Linked DNA regions of Homo sapiens: all the other regions are linked to region 1. Evidence: chromatin contacts called from ENCODE Hi-C or POLR2A ChIA-PET data. All regions are on one chromosome and are shown on one strand. Each heading gives the region's core, a stretch centred on a gene start or an enhancer-like site at or near the end of the contact. The rest is flanking DNA. Distances are from core to core; before and after follow the strand shown.

The links. A loop is a pair of places that touch in the nucleus more often than their neighbours do. ChIA-PET counts read pairs that join two places held with the same protein, here RNA polymerase II (POLR2A). Pooled maps may share reads with other maps.
Region 2: a pooled map shows a loop between it and region 1 (3-fold over the local background). The contact joins the enhancer-like site here to the promoter of SMAP2 in region 1. A Hi-C loop is called at or near these places in 2 of 37 single-sample maps with no recorded cell type and 3 of 50 pooled maps. POLR2A ChIA-PET finds 5 or more read pairs at or near these places in 1 of 52 experiments (T-cell).
Region 3: a loop to region 1 is called in a pooled map, with 2.5 times the contacts of the local background. The contact joins the enhancer-like site here to the promoter of SMAP2 in region 1. A Hi-C loop is called at or near these places in 6 of 50 pooled maps. POLR2A ChIA-PET finds 5 or more read pairs at or near these places in 7 of 52 experiments (CD8-positive, alpha-beta T cell, GM12878, activated CD4-positive, alpha-beta T cell and 4 more).

The regions. Positions count from the first base shown.
Region 1 is chr1:40,370,241-40,374,976 of GRCh38, forward strand. SMAP2 (small ArfGAP2) reads left to right here and starts at 3,487. Exons shown (of 10, transcript NM_022733.3): 1 at 3,487-3,983. The coding sequence starts at 3,881. RefSeq lists silencers at 3,230-3,549, 3,620-3,759 and an enhancer at 3,745-4,244.
Region 2 is chr1:40,001,236-40,005,971 of GRCh38, forward strand. No RefSeq gene overlaps it. Among named protein-coding and RNA genes, the nearest start is that of CAP1, 37 kb to the right of the region's middle. RefSeq lists a silencer at 4,401-4,460. Within about 2 kb of position 2,081, at least 2 of the 41 ENCODE cell types and tissues checked have a DNase peak (open chromatin) inside an H3K27ac peak, as active enhancers do.
Region 3 is chr1:40,062,729-40,067,464 of GRCh38, forward strand. It overlaps CAP1 (cyclase associated actin cytoskeleton regulatory protein 1), which reads left to right. Exons shown (of 13, transcript NM_006367.4): 5 at 1,499-1,642; 6 at 1,746-1,831; 7 at 3,487-3,592. Among named protein-coding and RNA genes, the nearest start is that of CAP1, 24 kb to the left of the region's middle. Within about 2 kb of position 2,208, at least 5 of the 41 ENCODE cell types and tissues checked have a DNase peak (open chromatin) inside an H3K27ac peak, as active enhancers do; they include GM12878, where a contact is called at or near this core.

The DNA of each region.
Region 1 (4,736 bases), core at 2,237-4,736:
CTTTTACATTGTTGGTGGGACTGTAAACTAGTTCAACCATTGTGGAAGTCAGTGTGGCGATTCCTCAGGGATCTAGAACTAGAAATACCATTTGACCCAGCCATCCCATTACTGGGTATATACCCAAATGACTATAAATCATGCTGCTATAAAGACACATGCACACGTATGTTTATTGCGGCATTATTCACAATAGCAAAGACTTGGAACCAACCCAAATGTCCAACAATGATAGACTGGATTAAGAAAATGTGGCACATATACACCATGGAATACTATGCAGCCATAAAAAATGATGAGTTCATGTCCTTTGTAGGGACATGGATGAAATTGGAAATCATCATTCTTAGTAAACTATCACAAGAACAAAAAACCAAACACCGCATATTCTCACTCATAGGTGGGAATTGAACAATGAGATCACATGGACACAGGAAGGGGAATATCACACTCTGGGGACTGTGGTGGGGTAGGGGGAGGGGGGAGGGATAGCATTGGGAGATATACCTAATGCTAGATGACGAGTTAGTGGGTGCAGCGCACCAGCATGGCACATGTATACATATGTAACTAACCTGCACAATGTGCACATGTACCCTAAAACTTAAAGTATAATAAAAAAAAAAAAAAAAGAAAAGAAAATTCTATAACTGGCCAGGCGCGGTGGCTCATGCCAGTAATCCTAGTACTTTGGGAGGCTGAGGTGGGCGGGTCACGAGGTCAGGAGATTGAGACCATCCTGGCTAACAGGGTGAAACCCTGCCTCTATTAAAATACAAAAAATTAGCCAGGAGTGGTGGCACGTGCCTGTAGTCCTAGCTACTTGGGAGGCTGAGGCAGGAGAATTGCTTGAACCTGGGAGGCGGAGGTTGCAGTGAGCCGAGATCGCACCACTGCACTCCAGCCTGGCGACAGAGCGAGACTCGGTCTCAAAAAAAAAAATTTTATAACTAATGTGGAAACAGTTTTATGATAAGATAACATGTGCATGATGGAACAGAGTGAACATTTTTGCAAGACTAGTCAAAGCAAAATTCAAGACTTCAAAAAAAAAAATGTGTACTTGGGAGGAGCAGTTTGCTTTGTTTATATCCTCAGACCCTGGGCTATGCACTCACTTTACTCTGCTATTAGTAATGATAATAAAAAGAGCTAATACTTGATGTATCTGCTAGGATAGGCTAGCTTATACAGTGGTAAACAAACAAAACTCAATGGCAACACAATGCTTATTTCTTGCTTATGCTAAGTTATCCTCTATGGGCTGGCAGAGAGCTCTTGTTTATCAGCTACACAGAAATCCAGGCTAATAGAGCAACCAACATCTTCAGCATCAATAGTTGCCATGCCAGAGGGAAAGAGAAGCACAAGAGGCTCAAAGCAACAAATAAATGCTTCAGAGACAAAGTAATCCATCCTTTCTGCTCAAACTCATTGGTCTTTCCCAATCACTTGAAGGCCAGGAAATAAAATCCTACCATGTGCTCAGAAGGCAAAACGCCAGAAATATTTAGTGAAGAGCGCTAATTGTCTATCATTCACTATCTACCAAGGGCTGTTCTAATTATATTACAGGCATTATCTCAGCTAAGCCTCATAATAATCTTGTGAAATAGGTACTATTAATGTTATCATCATTCCCATTCTATAGATGAAATAACTGAGGCACCAAGAGGCTAAGTAACCTGCTCAAAGTCACACAGATAATAGGTGGTAAAAGCTGAAGATTTAAACTTAAGCATTCTTGCCCCAGAGTCTGTGTGCTTAACCACAAAGCCATGAGATCTCTCACTAGGTGGGAACAATTTGAGAAACACTGCCATAGGCAATGGAGAGCCACTAAAGGATTTTTTAAGCAGGAAGTGTGAGTCCATCAGAATTGGCATTTAAAAGCTCCCTCTAGAGAGCACGGTGAAGGATTAATTTAACCAGATTTAGACTAAGGCAGGAAGGCTATTTGCAGAGTGAGGAGATGAAGATGGGGAGGGCTTGAACTAAGGTACAATCACCACTCACCGCAATTAACTGGGTTTTGTTGTTGTTGTTGTTGTTTGAGACAGGGTAACGGGGTACATTGGGGGTTGGAGGGGTGGTTCTTACTGTGTTGCCCAGGCTGGATTCCAACTCCTGGGCTCAAGTGATGCTCTGGCTCTGGCATCCTGAGTAGCTAGGACTACAGGTATGTGCCACCACACCCAGTAACTAGTTAATCTTGACTGTCTATTTCAACTGAAAAATGGTTATGGTAATACCTACTTGGATGGGTTTTCTGAGGAAAAACACCCCAATGAACTTGTGTGTTTTTAAAAGTCAAGTCCCCTAGGCATGGCTAGAAGGGAAGAGGCTTAGCCAGAAAATTTAATTGTTGTGATTAATAAAGTAATAGAAATGTTTAGTTTTCCTCTGATGAGATGAAAGCTTTGAGGGGATCCTGGTCTTGGGAGAAAGTAAAGAAATGGAGGAGAGGGTTTCACCAGAGTTTAGATAACTCTTAGCATCTGCTTACTATCTTCCCTGATTAATTATTTCCATGGCAGCCAGAGTGACCTTTTAAAACCACAAATCGGATCATGCTGTTTCCCTCTCCCCTAGTACAGTGCCTGATACTTAGAAATTTCTCAGTAACATCGTGCTCAGTGAATGAATGAATGAATGAGTGAATGAAAACACAAGCCAGATGGCAGGTGGATCCCTAAGGAAAAGGACAGCCAATGAGAAATTATCTGTAGCAACGGTGGCTTTGGATGATGATGTTTAATAATCATTTTTAAGGAGTTGCCTGTTGTGTGCTATGCTTTAATCACTGTCCCCCACCCTTCCCAAATAACGTTCAGTAAAAGTCTGCCACAAAAAACTCGCTGTTTTGTGAGAATTTAAGAAATGGAAGAAGAAACAAACTGTCTGGGCACCAGGCCAAACAATATCCAAAAAGGCAGGAGTCACAGAGGAGAGCTAATGAGTATTAGTGGGAGCAGGTATTCCAAGTGAGAGGTGACCAGAGTCCTCTGAAAATGTGGGGAGGGGGTGACGTTCCTATATCCTGGGTTAGGGGCTTGGACTCTTATATTTGGCTGTTGGAAAAAACAAGCTGGAGGACTTTGGGGTATCAACAACCCTCAGGTTACATAAGGATGATCATAGGGTCGTTGTGAGGATTATGTTGGGATAGTTCATGCAAAGCGCTTAACACAGTGCCTAGCGCATAGTAAGAGCTCAGTAAATGTTAGTTGTTGTCTTCCTTCACTTTCTTCCATTCCCTCCACTCCCTTTCTACCAGGCTCCATTCATTCTCTTCCAAGGACACGCAGGGGGCGTGCCCACCCCTTCCCTCCGCCCCCACCCAAGGCCCGCCCCCCGCTTCTCCACGGATTGGTTCCCGAGAGGCGGAGCTGAAGGAAGAGCCCAGTGCGGCGCGGTGGGGGCGGGGCGCATGCGCGAGCTGGGCAGGGTGGAGGTGGGGAGGAAGAGCTGCCGGAAGTAGGCGGTGGAGGTGGTAGCGGAGCTGACGGCAGCTGCCAGGGAAACCGAGGCGCGGGACGCAAGGCCAGCAGACAGGCCGGCCAGAGGGTCATCTGCGTCCGGCACCCAGGAGGCTCGTGGTCCGCCTTTGCCTGGGCTGAGGGTCTCTGGCCCCGCAGCCTCTCTTGGAGGCGGGCCTGTCCCTAAGCCCGCCAAGGGGCGCCGCGCCGAGGGGCTGCGGAGTGGGGGACGGACGCCCCCGACCCGGGAAGGGGCGTCCGGCGGGGCCGGAGGAGAGGGCTCTCCCCGCTCAGGAGGTGCCCCTGGGCGGGGGACCGGGAGTCCTCAACCCCGGACTGAGGCAGGGGTCTCTGGGGGCGAGGAGGGCGCGTCGCCCTCTGCCCCCGCCGGCACCCTGGCCATGACAGGCAAGTCGGTGAAGGACGTGGATCGGTACCAGGCTGTCCTGGCCAACCTGCTGCTGGAGGAGGATAACAAGTTTTGTGCAGATTGCCAGTCTAAAGGTAGCGCATCCCACCTGGCGGGCCAGGGGTCCAGCCGCGCCGGGGTGGTGGGGGTGGGCTGCGTGAAGAGGCGGTTTCTGAAGCTTAGGCCGCCCAACTCGGCTTATAAGTGGTAACGCGTGCTGCGCTTGCAGTGAGCCTACTGGGCTTTCTGCAGCTGGGGGATTGGTATGGGTAGAGCTTGCGAGGGCGAGTCTGTGTGTGTCGGGGAGGGTGGAGGTGATGGTGCGGGTGGAAGTTGCCTGGCGTGTTCAGGTGAGAATGTCTGTATTTGAGGGCTCTGAATGAGTTCTGGGCCGGCTGTCCAGAGAGAGCTCCCAGCATGTCACTTGCAAAGCTGGGGATGAACTGCATTGCGTGCGTGCGTGCGTGCGTGTGTGTGTGTGTGTGTGTGTGTGTGTGAGAGAGAGAGAGAGAGAATGACGAGGAGGAGGAGGAGGGAAGTGAGATGGCGGAAAGGAAAACTGCTTAAATGATTTTTAAAGGTGGTGATTTTTGCTTCCTGCTATTTGGTTAGCAACTCCTGTCATTTTGCAGCCTTGCTAAGATCTGACAAGAGTGCTTAGGTGACTTTATTCTTCTGGATGTGTGCAGTGGGAAACTGCCTTATGCAGTGACACAGTGCGGATTTCTAGGCAGTGTAGCCCTGGCTTGTAGAGTGCGTTGGAGGCCTATGTATGAGTGGTGGCAGAAACTAGCCGATTATGCCTGTAGTGCAGGATCCGTTTAATCAGTGGAGAGAGAAAGATGAAT
Region 2 (4,736 bases), core at 831-3,330, 370 kb before region 1:
AGGTGGATCATCTGAGGTCAGGAGTTCGAGACCAGCCTGGCCAACATGGTGAAACCCCATCTCTACTAAAAAATACAAAAATTAGCCAGGCGTGTTGGCAGGCGCCTTAATCCCAGCTACTTGGGAGGCAGAGACAGGAGAATCATTTGAACTCGGGAGGCAGAGGTTGCAGTGAGCCAAGATAAAGCCATTGCACTCAAACCTGGGGGACAAGAGCAAGACTTCTCTCAAAAAAGAAGAGAAAAGAAAAAGAATACAAAAGTATGAATACAAAATTAGGTACAAGTTCTTGGAAAAGTGTTTTGCAAGTAAGGGTTCTTAAATTTTAAGCTTCCTTAGCTTCATGGTAAATATGCCTCTAAGCCTGCCTGAGATTTGGGAAACTTCTTTCTGCCTGCTTTATTTCTGGCCATCAGTCCTTCTGGAAGGCAATGTGGAAAAGGACCAAATTCCACCATATTAATTACTGCTGAATGGGTAGCATAACATCAGAGCAGGAAGCCTGGATCATCACAGAAACCAGCCTTTCACTAGCTCATTAAAGGTCAACTTTGAAATGAGAGAAACAAGTAGAAATAGCAAGAATCTATCCGGAAAACATCCGGGTTATTATGACTATTTTCTCAGCATTATGCTGATTGTTCAGAGGTTGTTTGTACTGTATTATGAAGTGTGGAAAAGAGCCAAGATGATTAGGCCAACCTCTGTTATTTATAAGTTCCCTTGGCAGTAAGATCTCCCTCCTTTTTTTAAAAAAAAAAATTAATTTGCTAGGGATGGAATATCACACCATTTTTAATGAGATGGCCCCTGGCTTGCTATAGTATAGCCAGGGATGACACAGAAGCTATGTTTTCCAGCTATCTTTTTTTTTTTTTGAGATGGAGTCTCGCTCTGTCACCCAGGCTAGATTGCAGTGGCTGATTTTGGCTCACTGCAACCTCGGCCTCCAGGGTTTAAGCAATTCTTCTGTCTCAGCCTCCTGAGTAGCTGGGATTACAGGCGCTGGCCATCACACCCAACTAAATTTCATATTTTTAGTAGAGACAAGGTTTTGCCATGTTGGCCAGGCTGGAAGCTGTCTTTTAAATTGACCTGTGACTATATATCTGATGTGATCTGATTTGTATTTTGAAAAGTTCCCCTAGCTGTTGTGTGGAGAGCTGATAGTGGGGACAAGAGTAAAAGCAGGCAAATGAGTTAAGGGGGTATTGCAGTGGTGTAGGCAGGAGATGATGTGGGTTTAGCGTTGGTAGGTGGGACTTCTGATAAGTGGTTGGATCCTGGATATCTTTTGAAGGGAGAGACAACAGGACTGCTAAAGAATTGAACGTGAGGTGGGTGGGGTGGGGGTTGAGAGATGGGAGGAAAAGAGGATTGAAGGTTGCTTCCTAGAGTTTGGCCTGACCTAGTAGATGAAATTACAGAAAAAAGGAAGATGGCTGGGCGCAGTGGCTCATGCCTGTGATCCCAGCCCTTTGGGAGGCCGAGACGGGAGGATCACTTGAGGTCAGGAGTTCGAGACCAGCCTGGCTAACATGGTAAAACCCCATCTCTACTAAAAATACAAAAAATTAGCTGAGTGTGGTGGCACACGGCTGTAATCCTAGCTACTCGGGAGGCTGAGGTAGGAGAATCGCTTGAACCCAGGAGGTGGAGGTTGCAGTGAGCCAAGATTGTGCCATTTCACTCTAGCCTGGGCGACAAGAGCAAAACTCCATCTCAAAAAAAAAAAAAAAAAAGAGAAAGAATAAAGAAAAATGGAAGATGAGGGTAAACACATGTTTGAAAAAGACAATTGAGAATTCTTTTTTTTTAAAGTGAAATAGTTTACTAAATTGATTGAGTCTAATTCAAGAATTCTTTTTTGATCATGAAATTGACCAGGTCTATGACTCCACAGTCTAAGGGATACCTATTCTAAACAATGTAAATTTTCAAGTCAATCACTAAAATAGTCATCAATTAAATACTAAGCTCTATAAATGCCAATGCAAATGATATATTCACAGAAATAAATTTTATTTCTATTACCCTGACATAGAGAAAGCCATGTCGAGTCAGTGTTATAACTAGGTCAGCATAACCAAATTCCACTTCCTCTGGAGACTTTCAAGGCTTAAAAATAACATATAAGAAGAAGTAAAACTCAAATAACCACTGTATTTGTGGGCCAAGCAATAATATGTAAAATGCAACTCTTGAGGTTTCATTATCAACAGTAGACAATTCTGAATGATAATCTTAAATGGGCAAGTCTGATATATCTTCATTAATCAATTAATTTCTTTATTTTTGTAACTATCTCATATGCAAGCAAAAAATGCACTCAACTCCTTCCAAAAGGAGACAATTCATGTCCGGTTATGGCATTCATCCCTTCCCTGGTTACATTCATTCATTCAACACACATGTAATGAATGCCTACTATGTACCAGCCACAGTGCTAGTTTATGGGAACACAATTATGAGCAAGACAATCTATGAAGCTCGTAGTCTAGTTGGAGAGACAGAAAAGTAAACACACAGAACATTCAATTCAACATCTGCTGACTATATAATCTGAAGATGTTCTTGTAATAAATATTTAGAAATGCTGGCCAGACTGGGCACAGTGGCTCACGTCTGTAATCCCAACACCTGGGGAGGCCAAGGCGGGTGGATCGCCTGAGGTCACGAGTTTGAGACCAGCCTGGCCAATATGGCGAAACCCCTTCTCTACTAAAAATACAAAAATTAGCCGGATGTGGTGGCAGGTGCCTGTAATCTCAGCTACTTGGGAGGCTGAGGCAGGAGAGTTGGTTGAACCTGGGAGGTGGAGGTTGTGGTGAGCTGAGATGGCGCCACTGCACTCCAGCCTGGGCTACAAGAGTGAGACTCCACCTCAAAAAAAAAAAAAAAAAAAAAAAAAAGAAAGAAAGAAAGAAAAAGAAATGCTGGCCAAAATTTAAAGAAATGTAGAATGAAGTTGGAAGAAAAAAAACATCTCCAGGGTCCAGAGTGAAGAAAGAGCTGAAACCAGACAGATAAATAGTTTACTAAAGTGATAGAAACTGATCAACTTAGAGCAGAAGATGTAGCTATGCTGGGGAAGGGCTATAATTCCAACAATCTAAAATATTCTAGGATATACCTAATATGGGAGGGGACTACACAAAGGCATGGATCAAGAGGTGAGAGTCATTTGGTGCTACCTTGAAGGCTGAGTTCCACAACCTACCTGGCAAAGCGCTAAACCAACTGATGTGCTGGCCAATCAATGGCAAGACAATGTGATTGGGTGGGGGATGAGAGAAGTCATAAGTACCATGATCAGTTCCATGAATGAGGACTGTAGCTTCTACCAGTATTCCTTCCTTGCTGTGTCATGGATATTTTTTCTCCTTTATTGAGGTATAACTTACTTATAGTAATATGCAGAAAGTCAGATATATTTTTAAAGTAATTTTCTTTCTCTTTTCTCTTAGAATCGTGTGGTATGGGTTGATGATGGTTAAATTTGTAATTTAGTACACAAATTGTAAACTATAGAGAGGGGTCATGATGGAACTAGGAAAGAAATAAATGAACATGGGTTGTCTCCTTTTAGAAGGAGTTGAGTGTATCTTTTGTTTGCATCTGAGATAATTATGTTAGGCAGAGGCATTTAAAAAATTGTATATGGCATTTTAAAAAGTGGGAAGACGTTGCTTGGCAACCCATGGTTGGAATGCAGAGGACATCTGTTGTTTTTCTCTATCAGCATTCTACCTCTTTCTCTGGAGAACACCCCCTCCCCCACTACACACTGGTTTGGTGGGGCTGTCAATCATTGTTCAATGCCCTTCCTTAGTCAGGGGATGATACTCAATCCCAGCTAGATCAACTGGAAGTGATTTCTCTGGAAGAAAATTTTAGTGGGAGACAGGAAGACAGAAAACTTGAAGCTGATTCATTTTCGGGCAGTATCCTGAAGGGATTTCCTATGAGTTTCTGTTACCTGCATGTCCAGAACTGCCTTGATTCCTGTATATCTTGATACTTGGCTGTTCGCACGGTTCTTTTTTTTTTTTCCAAATTGTCTTTTGACTCTGTGAATTTTCACATTTTCTTTCAATAAATTCCTTTATGTTCTTTTTTAAGTTAATCAGAGTTGGCTTCTGTTGCTTGTGGCCAAATAATTTTAATTAGTACTTAATCTCTTGGCATTAGCTCAATTAAGAGGGTCCCATTGCAAAGAGGACCCAAAAATGAGATAATATTTAGTGATTCAGTATTTTCAACAAATGCATATTGCAATTTTCTCCTCAGGCATAACTCCACAGTATCTGAATTGGAAAAGGTTTTAGAAAGGGTACCAGTAATTCCTGACACATTGTATTCAGGACCACTATCTGAGGTATGGCCTCACAGGTTTTGCACTACAAAAAACTCCTGGAAGTGAAACTTACACAGGTTATGGTGTGAATGGTGCTATTGGTACTGTGCAGTGAAGTGTCCTGTTACATTCAGTCCCTATTGCTGAATTTGGCTTTTTGTGCTAGCCTCATGCAGCTTCCTCCTCTTGAATTTTCTCTCAAACCCACAGTTGAGTTCCCTGCAATCAGTCAGGGCTGTACCAGCCCATCAGATCAATTTGTATGTGTCTGAATCAGATGGTGGACAGAGATCAAGACTTTGTTTCTCAAGAAGTTCCTAGAAAATCAGTGGATATACTGAATGTAGAAAATCAGTGGATACACTGAATGTTTGTGTAC
Region 3 (4,736 bases), core at 958-3,457, 310 kb before region 1:
CACTCCAGCCTGGGCGACAGAGCAAGACCTTCTCTCAAAAAACATTGTGTGTGTGTGTGTGTGTGTGTGTATAGATGCCATCTAATTCTAATATGTAGAATTAGATTTTAATTCTTAATCTGTCCTGAATGGTTAAGATCTGAGAATTGAGATGTTCAGGAAATGGAGCTTTGGAGGAAGGGTGCAAACACAAACAAAATTCATCCATTTTGCCAAGGTGCCTACTTGAATGCTAAGCCCCTAATTGTTTTTTATTTTATTTATGTTTAAAAAAAAATTTTTTTTTTGAGACAGGGTGTTGTTTTGTCACCCAGACTGGAGGGTAGTGGTGCAATCACAGCTCACTGAAGCCTTGACCTCCCAGGTGTAATGATCCTCCCACCTCAGCCTCCTGAGTAGCCTTGACTACAGTGTGCACCACCATGCCTGGCTTGCTTATTTACTTACTTATTTATTTATTTATTTCTGAGATGGAGTTTCTCTCTGTCGCCCAGGCTGGAGTGCAGTGGCAGGATCTCGGCTCACTGAAACCTCCACCTCCCAGGCTCAAGTGATTCTCCCACCTCAGCCTCCTGAATAGCTGGGACTACAGGCATGCGCCACCATGCCCAGCTGATTTTTGTATTTTTATAGAGATGGGGTTTCCCCATGTTGCCCAGGCTGATCTTAAACTCCTGGACTCAAGCGATCTGCCCACCTTGGCCTCCCAAAGTGCTGGGATTACAGGCGTGAGCCACCATGCCTGGCCCTAATTCTTTTTATTATTTGTAGAGACAAAGTTGTGCTGTGTTGTTCAGTCTGTCTTGAACTCCTGGTCTCAAGCAGTTCTCCTGCCTTGGCCTCCCAAAGTGCTGGGATTACAGGCGTGGGTCACCATGCCCAGACTAAGCCCCCTAATTGCATTTGATTCATCAGTTCTTTACAGCAGCTACTATATGGCTGGCAATGCATTGGGGGCTTTCATGATGATAAAAGAGCTCGTCTTTGAAGAATTAATGAGAAAGTAAAACATATTCACATGGGTCCATTAATAGTTTGTATTGGTGAGTGATAAAATGCCAAGATTGGTTATGCTGACAACAAATGCTGTAGGAGGCTGGTGTGGCTGGGTTGGAGGGCCCTCATGAAGCATGAGGAAAATTTGGATTCATGGGAAAAAAAGAGAACATCATGAGTAAGGCACAGGAATGATGTCCTGAGTGTATGTCCTCTGAGTGGAACAAAAAAGAGACAGGTGGCTGAAATGGAGGTTCTGTGGTATAGCTGAAGTATGGGTCCTGATCATGAAGAACCATCAGGTGCAGCCTGAGGAGTTGGAACTCTACGAGGAGAGTGAGATGATGAGCAGTATTTTAGCCTTAGGAATCAGGACAGGACTCATGCAGTTTATTTGGGTGCTCACTAGAGTCCATAGAGAATTCTTGCCTTCAGGATCAGAAGGCATAGACACCTTTGTGGAAAGATGTTAACCTGAATCTTTTCTTGTATCTTTTCCTAGAATAAGCTTTCCGATTTGTTGGCACCCATCTCAGAGCAGATCAAAGAAGTGATAACCTTTCGGGAGAAGAACCGAGGCAGCAAGTTGTTTAATCACCTGTCAGCTGTCAGCGAAAGTATCCAGGCCCTGGGCTGGGTGGCTATGGTGAGCAGCGCAGATTCCAGGGCTGGGGGTGGGTATAGATTTTAAGAGGGAAGGCAATATAGTTGGAGAGGTCCTGAGTCACTGACAGCTTGTCTCTCTCTAGGCTCCCAAGCCTGGCCCTTATGTGAAAGAAATGAATGATGCCGCCATGTTTTATACAAACCGAGTCCTCAAAGAGTACAAAGATGTGTAAGTTCAGCCTTTTCTCTCTTTTTTTCTTTTCTGAGACAGTGTCTTGCGTTGTCACCCAGGCTGAAGTACAGTGGCACAATCACAGCTCATTGCAGCCTCAACCTCCCAGCTCAAACAATCCTCCCACCTCAGTCCTCCAAGTAGCTGGGACTTCAGGCACGCTCCACCATGCCTGGCTAATTTTCTAATTTTTTCGTAGAGATGAGGTCTCACTGTTTCCCAGGCTGGTCTCTAATGATTCTCCTGCCTTGGTCTCCCCAAAGTGCTGGGATTACAGGTGTGAGCCACTGTGCCCAGCCAAGTTCAGCTTTTTCTCAAGGGGTAAAGGATAAACCCATTTGGTTACTTGCTGGAGTAGCACTTTGGAGTTACTGAGGGCTGCCCTTAGCCACTGTGCTGGTTTTATCTCAGGGCTGCTTTCTGGAGAGCTTTACAGATATTGTCTCACAGCTGCATTTGCAAGCAGGAAATACTTCTGCTTCCACTTCTGCTTTCTCTCCTTTTTTGGTAGAGGCCCTTTTAGTCTTCTGATCCTTACCCTTCTGGGTTTAGGAAGTTTTGCTGGCAGTAACATGGACTAATGCCCTTTATATAAGATTTTGTTCCTTTGTTGAGAATTTGTTACTGGCCCAATGGCAAAGGGTTCAATAGGACTTAATAGAAATTTTTCATGAAGTCAGTTAAAGTGAGAGTAAGGCTGCCTAGCCAATGCAGGTATTACGTAGGGCAGTCATTGCATGTCTAACCACATACGTCTACCAGTTCTGACTTCTCCATTGCTGGTTTTGAGCTGGAATGATTGCAGGCAAAATTTATTAAGTTGCATATCTACACAAGCCTTTCCTTTCTTCCATCCTTCATCAATCAACAAACATTTATTAACTACTCTTTTTAAGGAAAACTACACCTTCCTGTGAGTGAAATGTGTCCCAGAACAACAGGCACTTCCTTATCCTTCTAGCAACATGGAATTAAGCATGACAGTGTTTTGATATATCCCACCATTATCCCATCACTTTACAGTTGAGGAAACTAGGTCTTAGGCTAAATAACCTTCCCAGTTAATACATAAGAAGAGAGGGGACTTGAACCGTAGGCACAATGCTATTTCTATAATTTAAGGCTGATTGTTTCCCCCTAAGGGAAAGTTTTTAAGTTTGCTTTTGGTCAGGGTGGGCATATTTTGACATAAGGCATTGTCTCATAAGGCAGTTAAGTTTCTTAGTCTTTAGAGTTCCACAGTGATACTTAAGAGCTCTCCTCTCTACCATGGTTTTATGCACAGAATGTCTGCTTTTATCAGTTTTACATATTAGATTGTGTTTAAGGTCTACTTTGAAAAAAGTTTCAATAAGCAGCAAGTGGTCAAAAGAAAAAAAAAAGTTTTGGTACTTAAAACAGTTTGAGAAACATTGCTATGAGAGATAGAGATAGAATCCAGAGTCTCTATCTTAGTGGAGTTTGGTCTGATTAGGGTAATAGACTAGGTTGTATATACATAGAAGCTGGTGATGATAGAAAAGCTGCCATTGAGCGGAGCCTAAGAAACACCACGGGTAGGAGAATGTGAGCCCATAGGAAAGAAGGGTTCTGGAGTCACCACTGTTATGTACCCGGATCACCTGTGACAAGTTCTTCTTTAATCCTCCCAGGGATAAGAAGCATGTAGACTGGGTCAAAGCTTATTTAAGTATATGGACAGAGCTGCAGGCTTACATTAAGGAGTTCCATACCACCGGACTGGCCTGGAGCAAAACGGTTAGTGAATCCTTCCTCCCTCCCTCCCTCCCTCCCACTTTCTCTCTCCAGCATGGGGTCCACAGGTTTCTTAGACTTCAGCACTACCAAAGTCTGTGAGGGAATGCTAGTTTTTTCAGTGGAAGGGAGGAAGAAAAGGAGGAGAAAGAAAGGGTAAAAAGAGTAGAGGAAGCAAGGATCAGAGGAGAAGGAATATTCAGTGGTATTCAATTTCAATAAATATGTTAGGGACAGTGATTGGTGCTGGAGCAGGAGACACACACAAATGAGTTACACTATCCCAGCCTTTAAGGAGCTTAAAAATAAGAATGCAAAACCCCAATACAAATCACCAAGCCAAATGCTATAATAAAGATACAGACTAGAGTATGAGGAAGAGAAGAGTGCTTCTCACTAGAAGAGATTGTACTTTGAAGGTATATACTCTTCTGTGAGACTTGAAAGTAGTATAGGGCAGTGAGAAGTGGGATACTACAAAAGGCACAGCTTAAACAAAATACATGCAGAGTAAATGTAGAGATTGGTCATCTCTGGCTTCAATAAGGGGAAATGATCAGAATTTTAGGAGAAAAGGCTGGAAAGGAAGGTAGGCTGAGACTTTGGGATGAGGTATTTGAGCAAGGGAGTGATAATGATTCAATTTGTCTTTAAAAGAGTCTCAGTGTATAGGTTAGGGATAAGGACTCATGCTCAGATTATGAAAGTGGTCATGGTGTTTGGGGGATAGTAGAAAAACATTTGCAGGAGATAGCACCAAGATAATAGAGATTTGATAAGGTCGAAGAAGTTGGAATCCTCAAAGAAGATTGAATAGTCAGTCTTGGATAGTAACATCTTTCACTGAAATAGGGACAAGGGGATGATTGTACAGGGAGAGGAGCGGCAGGAAATGATGAAATCAGTTTTGAATCTGTTGAATCAGAGGTACTGGTAACACACTAAGGAAGATGTCAAGTAGATTTGTGGAAATAGTTTTTAGAGCTGGAATCAGGTGAGTTCAAAGGCAAAATGTGATGGTCAAGAAATAGAACTGAGAGCTGGATCCTTGGGAAAGGGTGAGAAGGCATAAAGCCAAGTTGGGTATGGGTAGGACACATTAATCATTGCCTCAAAGGCTGTGGTGGGGACCCCATGTGCACTGGCC